Regions from separate parts of the Homo sapiens genome. Here all the other regions are linked to region 2. A link is a contact called in ENCODE Hi-C data. All regions are on one chromosome and are shown on one strand. Each heading gives the region's core, a stretch centred on a gene start or an enhancer-like site at or near the end of the contact. The rest is flanking DNA. Distances are from core to core; before and after follow the strand shown. Region 1 overlaps LOC105374031 (a long non-coding RNA gene). Region 2 has its middle 24 kb from the start of GPR15. Region 3 overlaps LOC105374021 (a long non-coding RNA gene).

Region 1 (2,700 bases), core at 85-2,584, 9.5 Mb after region 2:
GAGCACATGGGTGTTCTCTGAAATGAGCTGCAGAGTAGCTGTCTGCATTTCAGACTGACAATTTCAAATGAATCCTCCACCAGAAGCCGCCAGGAATGTCTGCTGAGAAAACTGTTTTCTGCCTACACAGGGCTCTCTAGGTGCACCCTTCCCTGCCCTGCTATGACCACTTGTGCAAAACCACTTGAGAAACTGCACCTCATGAAGTTTGTTTATTGATGCTACTACGTGAGCCTCTCTGAGTCCATCTGCCAACCTTCTTTTCTCTAATACTGATCTCATTGCTATGGGTGTGGGCCAATGGACTCAAACTATCTTTAGGGGGGCCTTAAAAGCAAAATGGATAAACTAGGTTCAAACTGTCAGACAAGACAGACAGACATGTCTGGAATCATGAGAAAGATTGCCCGATTCCAGGCCCCGCCCACCTCACTAATCCATCTTGAACAGCCCCTGGGTTTGACCGCTCCCACACGCTAACTGCTGCTGCAGGAGCTGCAACTTCCCTCATCTCTTCCGCAACCACAAGCCCTGGGAACCGCAATGGTAGCAAGAAAGAAAAATGTTATATCAACACTGAACTTAGAGGGGTGGTTCTCAAAGGATGCTACTGGGGTTTACAGCATCTGCAGCACTGAGAAACTTGGAAATGCAAATTCTTGGGCCCAGCCCTAAACCTACTAAAGGAGACACACTGGAGTGGGGCCCAGCAATCTGTGTTTTATCGAGTGTTCCAGGTGATTCTGGGGCATGCTAAAGTTTGTGAGCCACTGACTTAGTGTCTGACCTCAGAAGACAAGTGGCCTGCCTGTCACATGATTTATCTTGGTAAAAGTATCACCAGTTCCTCTGTCACCTTTGCTTGGTCAGGAGGAATCCACCTGTAGTAGAGTGGAGAATCCCTGTGAACCCAAGTTGTATCCTGGCCTCCTGGGTGTTTTATATTAGCTTCAGGTCACAAGTGCCAGTCGGTGTTGTGCAGCACCCAGGAGACAGAAGCAAGTCAGCTACAAGTGAAGCCTCTCATGTGGACAGCAGGTTCTCTAACATCTCCTGTTAAAGCAGCACATATTCTACCTTTGTTCTGATAGAAACCAATGTGTACTTCAAAGTGGCTTGAGGATCTCTTTAATTCTATAGTTTTGGTGAGTTTAGAAATACTTTAAGAAACTGGTTTCACTGTAGTTTACAAAATGCCCTTTTTGTGTGTCCATCAAAGTACTTTGTGTCTGACATCTGTGCTAATCTCTTGTGAGTTTCCATTTACAAGATGCCATTTTGATAAAATGCAGAAAGTGTCCATATGGTTACACAATTGTGTCTCTCTGTCTGGAGAATGAAGGAAATGAAACTGGGGGATCCCCTAGAGGAACGACAGATCAATAACCATTTCACCAGGTGGCAAATTCAGTGGGTCCTATGAAGCAGTGTGTGCAGAGGGGAGAAATGAGTCATACTCTCTCATAATTCAAAAGAAAATGATATGTTCATTTGTGACAGCCACCTGGGCTAGACCACCTGGAGCTGTTTCTGGCACACTAAAGTAAAGAGCTCATCCTAACCTACCCTGTCCTCGAAAGTAGCATTCTCTACATAAGGCTTGCATAAGTGCTGCATTGGGCTCCTGATAGACAAATCAGTCAGACCTAACCGATGAACTCCACTTCTTCAGTAGTTTGGATAATTCTCTTAATTTTGTCTGATAGTACTGAATTGCCTGAGAAAACCCACTGGTTTCTTGCACAGTACAGTCTGTGAATCAGGATTATTTTTTGTGGTTTTTATGTGAAAAAGTTGTACTTTTTAATCTTTTCCTCCTCTCCACTTTCAGAGCTCTCAGTGTGGTTTGGAGTGTGGTATGGCCCCAGAAGGCCAATAGAATCCTGTGATTTGCGCTCTAATAATCTGTATCCTGCCTGCCTTTTTGGGGTCTATTAGTCCATTTTCACACTGCTATAAAGACATACCCAAGACTGGGTAATTTATAAAGAAAAGAGGTTTAATTAACTCGCAGTTCTGCATGGCTGGGGAGGCCTCAGGAAACTTACAATCATGGCAGAAAGGGTAGAGGCACATCTAACATGGCAGCAGGCGAGAGAGGCAAAAGTGAGTAGTGAAGAGGGAAGAGCCTCTTATAAAACCATCAAATCTTGTGAGAACTAACTCATTATCATGAGAAATCATGGAGAAACCACTCCCATGATCCAATCACCTCCCACCAGGTCTCTCCCTAGACATGTGGGGATTATGGGGATTACAAGATGAGATCTGGGTGGGACACAGCCAAACCCTATCAGGGTCTGAGCCTTATGCCTATCTGGCCTCATTTTTCTTCCAAGAAATGCTTTGTGCTAGTGGGACTGTAAGCTAGACAAAAAGGTATCAAAGTGCTAAGGGAAAGAATATATGTAAGTGGCATGCATATCACAAGTGACAGCTTTTTTCCATGGAAGTTAAGATGGTCTCAGTGTCCCTAATTGGCACCTGCATATCTGTGTGCATGCACACTCTGAGGGTGTCATACATGCCTGAACCCACCCTGCAGAGACAGAGTGGACAGCTGTCCATGGGCTGTGATTGGATTTTGCTTCAGGGACCTCTCGACAACTACCCCGGCTGGTCCAGGACAACTGCCTGCTGGAAATTCTCACAATCACTTATCTCTTTGGACTTAGGCATTGAAAGTTGTTTAAATGCAAA
Region 2 (2,700 bases), core at 70-2,569:
ATTAAAACTGTATCTCTTTAAAAGATGGATACTTTGGCCAAATAGTTGGCTTTTTCTGTTCTACGTTCTGAGCTACACCAGTTTCTCCAACATCAAAGTTTCCTTTTCCACCACCTTAATTCGCCATCCTGCTGTCCAAAGCTCATAACTTCAGAGCTTCACTTTGTCCCCAGACTTATACACTGAATTCCAGTGAACCAGAAAGAATGCTCATGGAATACAATTAGTGACTAAACAATTCCAAAACGCTATTGGTTTGCTTTCTTTCTAGACGATGTACTTAGAAGAACAATAATAAAATTTCAAAGGGACCAAAATCTTTCTTTCTACTCCTCTCACATGAATCACCACCTCCTTTGCAAACAAGTGATTATTTACAAAGCTTGTTAAAAAAGTAGTTTAGGCTTGCATTTCATTTAGAATTGCTCTATTGCTCCATATTTTGTTTTCCCCTATGATTTAAGAATAGTTTTATTGTACATATCTTTACAAATATTTAAATCAAAGAGAATTACTGTAGTTTAAAAAATAGAAAAACGGGGCCAGGCGTGGTGACTCACGCCTGTAATCCCAGCACTTTGGGAGGCTGAAGCGGGCGGATCACCTAAGGTCGAGAGTTTGAGATCAGCCTGACAAACATGGAGAAACCCCGTCTCTACTAAAAATACAAAATTAGCAGGGCATGGCGGCACATGCCTGTAACCCCAGCTACTCGGGAGGCTGAGGCAGGGGAATCGCTTGAACCCAGGAGGCGGAGGTTGCGGTGAGCCGAGATGGCGCCATTGCACTCCAGCCTGGGCAACAAAAGCGAAACTCCGTCTGAAAAAAAAAAAAAGAAAGAAAAAGAAAAAGAAAAACAACAGAGGAAAAAACACGGCATGGGTTATGAAAACAGTTATCGAAACAAAAGATTATCTCAGGTGAAAAAAGGAAATTGACAGCGCTACGTAAGCAAAAAGATCTCAGATTGTACTTGTTGACCAGGAGGTAACTGGTAATTAGGAAAGTAAACATTTCTGCCCTCATCTACTATGCAAAACTACATTGTCTTTTCATAAAATTTTGCAGAATCTTACCTTAAAGGGGAAGATCACAGGTTACTACATCACTGCTTTTTTATTCAAACTAAAAATCATACTTCAGTGTTTTTAAAAAGTTAAATGAAATCCAGAACGCCAAATAAAAGGCCAATAGAGAAAAAGAGAAGGAAGCCAGATGCATGCCTGTATTTCTGGAAGGAGAGTTTCTCAAAGGCTTTTTTTTGAAACCTCCTTAGCTAGAGCTAAGGTTTGAGGTTAGCTGAGCATCGCGTGCCATTCTTGAAGGGTCCTAGGCACTGACTCATTTGCTTTATCATTTCTCATGAAAGCAAGAGGTGGCAGCCATCACCAGAGAGCAAAGGGGTGACTTGGTGACTGATCTCATTACTGAACTAAGGAGAGCACTCTCACGCAAAGTTCAGAACCTCCCCACACCCAGAGAAACTCTGCCAGTTCATAGAAAAGAAGTTATTTCCACCCAAGAAGACAAGTGGCAACTGGAAACAGATGTGAAGAAAACAAGAATAAACACCTTTTTCAGAAATATAACAACTGTAACAAATAATCAGTTTTTCCAGTTCCCACCTGTACACCATGCTCTCAACTATATACTGCAAGTTAAAACAGAATTGATCATGGTTCTGTATTTTTAAATTCTCTCGCTTTCTAAATACATCACTTCACTTTTAACAGTCCAAAGAGCTCTTTATAATTTACTTCCTCTAAGGTAAATTTAGGTGCAATTTTAATAGACTGGTAGGGGCAAATGCCTCATTCCCACCCAAAGGGTTGAGGAATGAGTGATGGACACGGTGAGCTAGGAGAAGTAGAAAGTGATCAGTGCCCTGTGGGAAATAATGGGAATGTCACAGGTTTCTTCTTTTCTGGGTCACTGGGGCATGCCTTTTGATTGAGCATAACACAGATTAATGTCATTGCCTGTGGATTTTGGAAGGAAATTGCAACAACTTTGGTTGATCACTTACTGGAGTAGAGACGGGGAGAGACAGATACTTTTCTACTTTACATGCATTTCTATTTCAATCCTTTAAGCAACCAGGAGAGTAAATATTTTTATTCCAATTTTAGGATGAGAAAGTGGACACATGGAGTTAATAGAAAAGGAGAGTAAAAATGATGGAATACAGGCAGACTGGCCCCATTGTCAAACCGTAGTCTGAATGTTTCAAAAGCACATCTGCCTTTTTTGTGACCAATAACCAGCATTTTTGTATAACTACAATTAGTGAAGCATGTCCTCATATATTATCTCAATTTATCCTCATTAAAGCACAGATAGAATGTGCTATTCTTAAGCTTGTTACTCAGGTGAGAAAAACGAGTTTCAGGGAATTCTCAAGATCACTCATCCAGGAAGTGATAGAGCCACCACCAGAACCCAAATCTTGTGCCTTCAAATCAAATCCTCTCCTCTTTCAGTTTTGCCTCTCACCTCTCATCTCCACTCCCATCCTCTTATGATTCATGGGAAGGTTGTGAGCTGCCGTAGACTCTCACACCCACTTGCAAGCTGAACTGGAGCTTTAGCCTGTCAGCTACACAGCTTCCTTGTAGCACTTGAATTTTTCATCAGTTATTTGCACCTTAATATGACAAAGGATATGAGATGAGGTTTTTTTGTGACACATTGTAATAACCC
Region 3 (2,700 bases), core at 116-2,615, 6.0 Mb after region 2:
GCGTTCTTCCCTTATCAGTCAAATGTCCCTAGAAAGTCATATACCAGTTAAACTCTGCCATTTTGCTTCTTAATGTGCATGATTGAGCCAACTCCTCCAAATCCTGACATCTTGTCAGGAAGCTATTGATCACCAGTTTCAGGTGTTTCTGTTTATTCGGAGACTGCCTTTCCCTGGCACTGACTGTGAACAATTATTATTTTAGAGAGACAGTTAACAACTGCCTGATCATCACCTGATGGTCACCTGACATTCCTGGTGTGTGTGTCAGGGAGTTGGGGAAGCCCTTTCCTGCTCTCTTCATGTCTGATTAGCTACCTACCGTAACAAGGGGTGGGGATGTAGGGATCATTAATGAATGTCAAGAGTCATACAGATAGTTTCCAAATCTCCAAATGTGTACCTACTTCATCTGTGACTCAAAACTATTATAATAAGCCCTTTTATGGCTTAAAATCAATAAACACAAGAATTTCATTTCAAAAAGGGTACACGCAACTCCTCCCAATATTTAAAGCTCCTCCCAAAGATAGTGAGGGAAGAGAGAGACCTTCTCATATTGTTTTACATTGTTTCATACTCAGTACCTATTTTAAGAAGAAACAAGGAAGTGAAACCAAAGGCAGGCAGCCCGGCACCAGGCACCAGACCCAAAACCAGACCCGAAACCAGGCCTGGGCCTGCCTAGTAGCTAAAAATCAACTCATGCCTTAGCAACCGATGTTATCCATAGATTCCAGACATTGTATGGAAGAACATTGTGAAACTCTCTGCTCTGTTCTGTTTCACTCTGACTACTGGTGCATGAAGCCCCTGTCATGTACCCCCTAGATTGCTCAAATCAGTCACGACCCTTTCATGTGAAATCTTTAGTGTTGTAAGCCCTTAAAAGGGACAGAAATTGTGCACTTGGGGAGCTCGGATTTTAAGATGGTAGCTTGCCGATGCTCCCAGCTGAATAAAGCCCTTCCTTCTACAACTTGGTGTCTGAGGGGTTTTGTCTGCGGCTTGTCCTGCTACAATAGCTCAAGAAAGCAAAGTTGGGCTGGGCACAGTGGCTCATGCCTGTAATCCCAGCATTTTGGGAGGCCGAGGTGGGTGAATCACGAGGTCAGGAGATCGAGACCATCCTGGCCAACATGGTGAAACCCCGTCTCTACTAAAATACAAAAAATTAGCCAGGCACTGTGGCACGCACCTGTAGTCCCAGCTGCTGCTACTCCAGAGCCTGAGGCAGGGGAATCGCTTGAACCTGGGAGGCAGAGGTTGCAGTGAGCCAAGATCACACCACTATACTCCAGCCTGGCGACAGAGTAGGATTCCACCTAAAAAAAAAAAAGAAGAAGAAGAAGAAGAAAGCAAAGACATTAATTGTTAGGCAATGAAGGCTGAGATAACAAAGGCAATTTTTTTTTGAGAACCTACACATTTGGAAAAACAGACATTTCAGATTCCCAGCCTAGTATATGTCTGGCAAATATGCCCTCCTGGGTAGTGAAGACCAGAAAATAAATTTGGGGATTACAAAGCCAAGTTTCTCAAGACACAAAAACAAGATGAAAGGAGAAGCTTATTATGGTTTTTCTCCTTATACCAAACCACACAAAGGACAGAGACAAGAAAAACAAGGACCATTTTTGGATGTTTAAAGATTAATTATCAATAGGTATAAAACAAGTCCACAAGGGACACAAATTTAAAGAACTAACTTTTAAAAATATTTTCTCTCCTTTAAATTTAGAAAGAAGGAAACACGAAAATGGAGTTTCACCACTCACCTGACTAGTCCTAAGGCAGAAACCCAAGGAGGATTACTGGTAAGAAATTTCTTAACTTTTTCTTTCTTTTTGCTGGCGTCTGTCAGTTTCCGTGGTTTCTGGCTGCAGCCTCGGGTGTGGGCAGAGTGATTTGCTATAATCCTGCCAAAGATACCAAAACTGTAGAGAAGTTCAAATTTTCCCCCGAATGTTGAAGTCTGAGTCTGCTGAAATGAATTGACAATAGACAGATTAACAGGAGAAAAGGGATACAGATTTATCAATGTGCACATGGACACGAGAGGTCTATGAATATGAGATTGAAAGAAGAGCCAAATGACAAAGTTTTTATATTTTATAGAAAGAAATTGAGGCTTGGAGCATGGTGACAGGTTATGGGTGAGAGATGGGGAAAAAAGACTTGGTGACAAAGGCTGTCTTTTTATGCAGTTGAAGCCTCGCAGGTAGCAGCCCTCAGAGTAGACAGTAGTCTTTGGTAAAAGTTTCACTGTCAGGACTTTGTAAGTGTTAACGTTTTCATCTCCTTTTCTTGTGAGTTAATTTTTCCAAGATCCAGATAAGAATACCTTAATAAAAAGCCTCTGCATTTGCTATTTACTTTACTAATGAAAGTTTTCTCTACAGATGCAAATCTCCCCCACAAAGGATAGCTTCCAGAGCCATACTTGTGTCTGCAGTCCTTCTGAATAGCCATTTCAAAATATGCCAGAGAATTATATTTCGAGATGGCATATTTTAATTTTATTCTCTCTATATGATTATTAATCACTTTTTATGTTTAAAAAATGAAAAGCAACATAACAAGATTGTAAGTAAATACATTTTAAAATCTTTTGGAATACAAAAACTTATAACTCAACTTTAAAAAAATTAATTTAAATTCATAAAATTTAATCATAACTTAAAGTTATGATTTAAACTT

Evidence for each region. Hi-C counts contacts between places; a loop is a spot of excess contacts on that map. Pooled maps may share reads with other maps.
Region 1: a loop to region 2 is called in a map with no recorded cell type, with 15 times the contacts of the local background. The contact joins two enhancer-like sites. A Hi-C loop is called at or near these places in 3 of 37 single-sample maps with no recorded cell type and 3 of 50 pooled maps.
Region 3: a map with no recorded cell type shows a loop between it and region 2 (18-fold over the local background). The contact joins two enhancer-like sites. A Hi-C loop is called at or near these places in 4 of 37 single-sample maps with no recorded cell type and 4 of 50 pooled maps.

Annotation. Positions count from the first base shown.
Region 1 is chr3:108,099,702-108,102,401 of GRCh38, forward strand. The region is part of intron 1 of LOC105374031 (a long non-coding RNA gene); the gene reads left to right. Among named protein-coding and RNA genes, the nearest start is that of CD47, 10 kb to the left of the region's middle. RefSeq lists a silencer at 515-584 and an enhancer at 1,665-1,734. Within about 2 kb of position 1,335, at least 4 of the 41 ENCODE cell types and tissues checked have a DNase peak (open chromatin) inside an H3K27ac peak, as active enhancers do.
Region 2 is chr3:98,555,037-98,557,736 of GRCh38, forward strand. No RefSeq gene overlaps it. Among named protein-coding and RNA genes, the nearest start is that of GPR15, 24 kb to the left of the region's middle. RefSeq lists enhancers at 747-1,946, 998-1,317, 1,448-1,527. Within about 2 kb of position 1,320, at least 6 of the 41 ENCODE cell types and tissues checked have a DNase peak (open chromatin) inside an H3K27ac peak, as active enhancers do.
Region 3 is chr3:104,521,471-104,524,170 of GRCh38, forward strand. It overlaps LOC105374021 (a long non-coding RNA gene), which reads right to left. Exons shown (of 6, transcript XR_007096271.1): 4 at 1,779-1,919; 5 at 1,199-1,325. Among named protein-coding and RNA genes, the nearest start is that of ALCAM, 840 kb to the right of the region's middle. RefSeq lists enhancers at 315-594, 1,091-2,290. Within about 2 kb of position 1,366, at least 5 of the 41 ENCODE cell types and tissues checked have a DNase peak (open chromatin) inside an H3K27ac peak, as active enhancers do.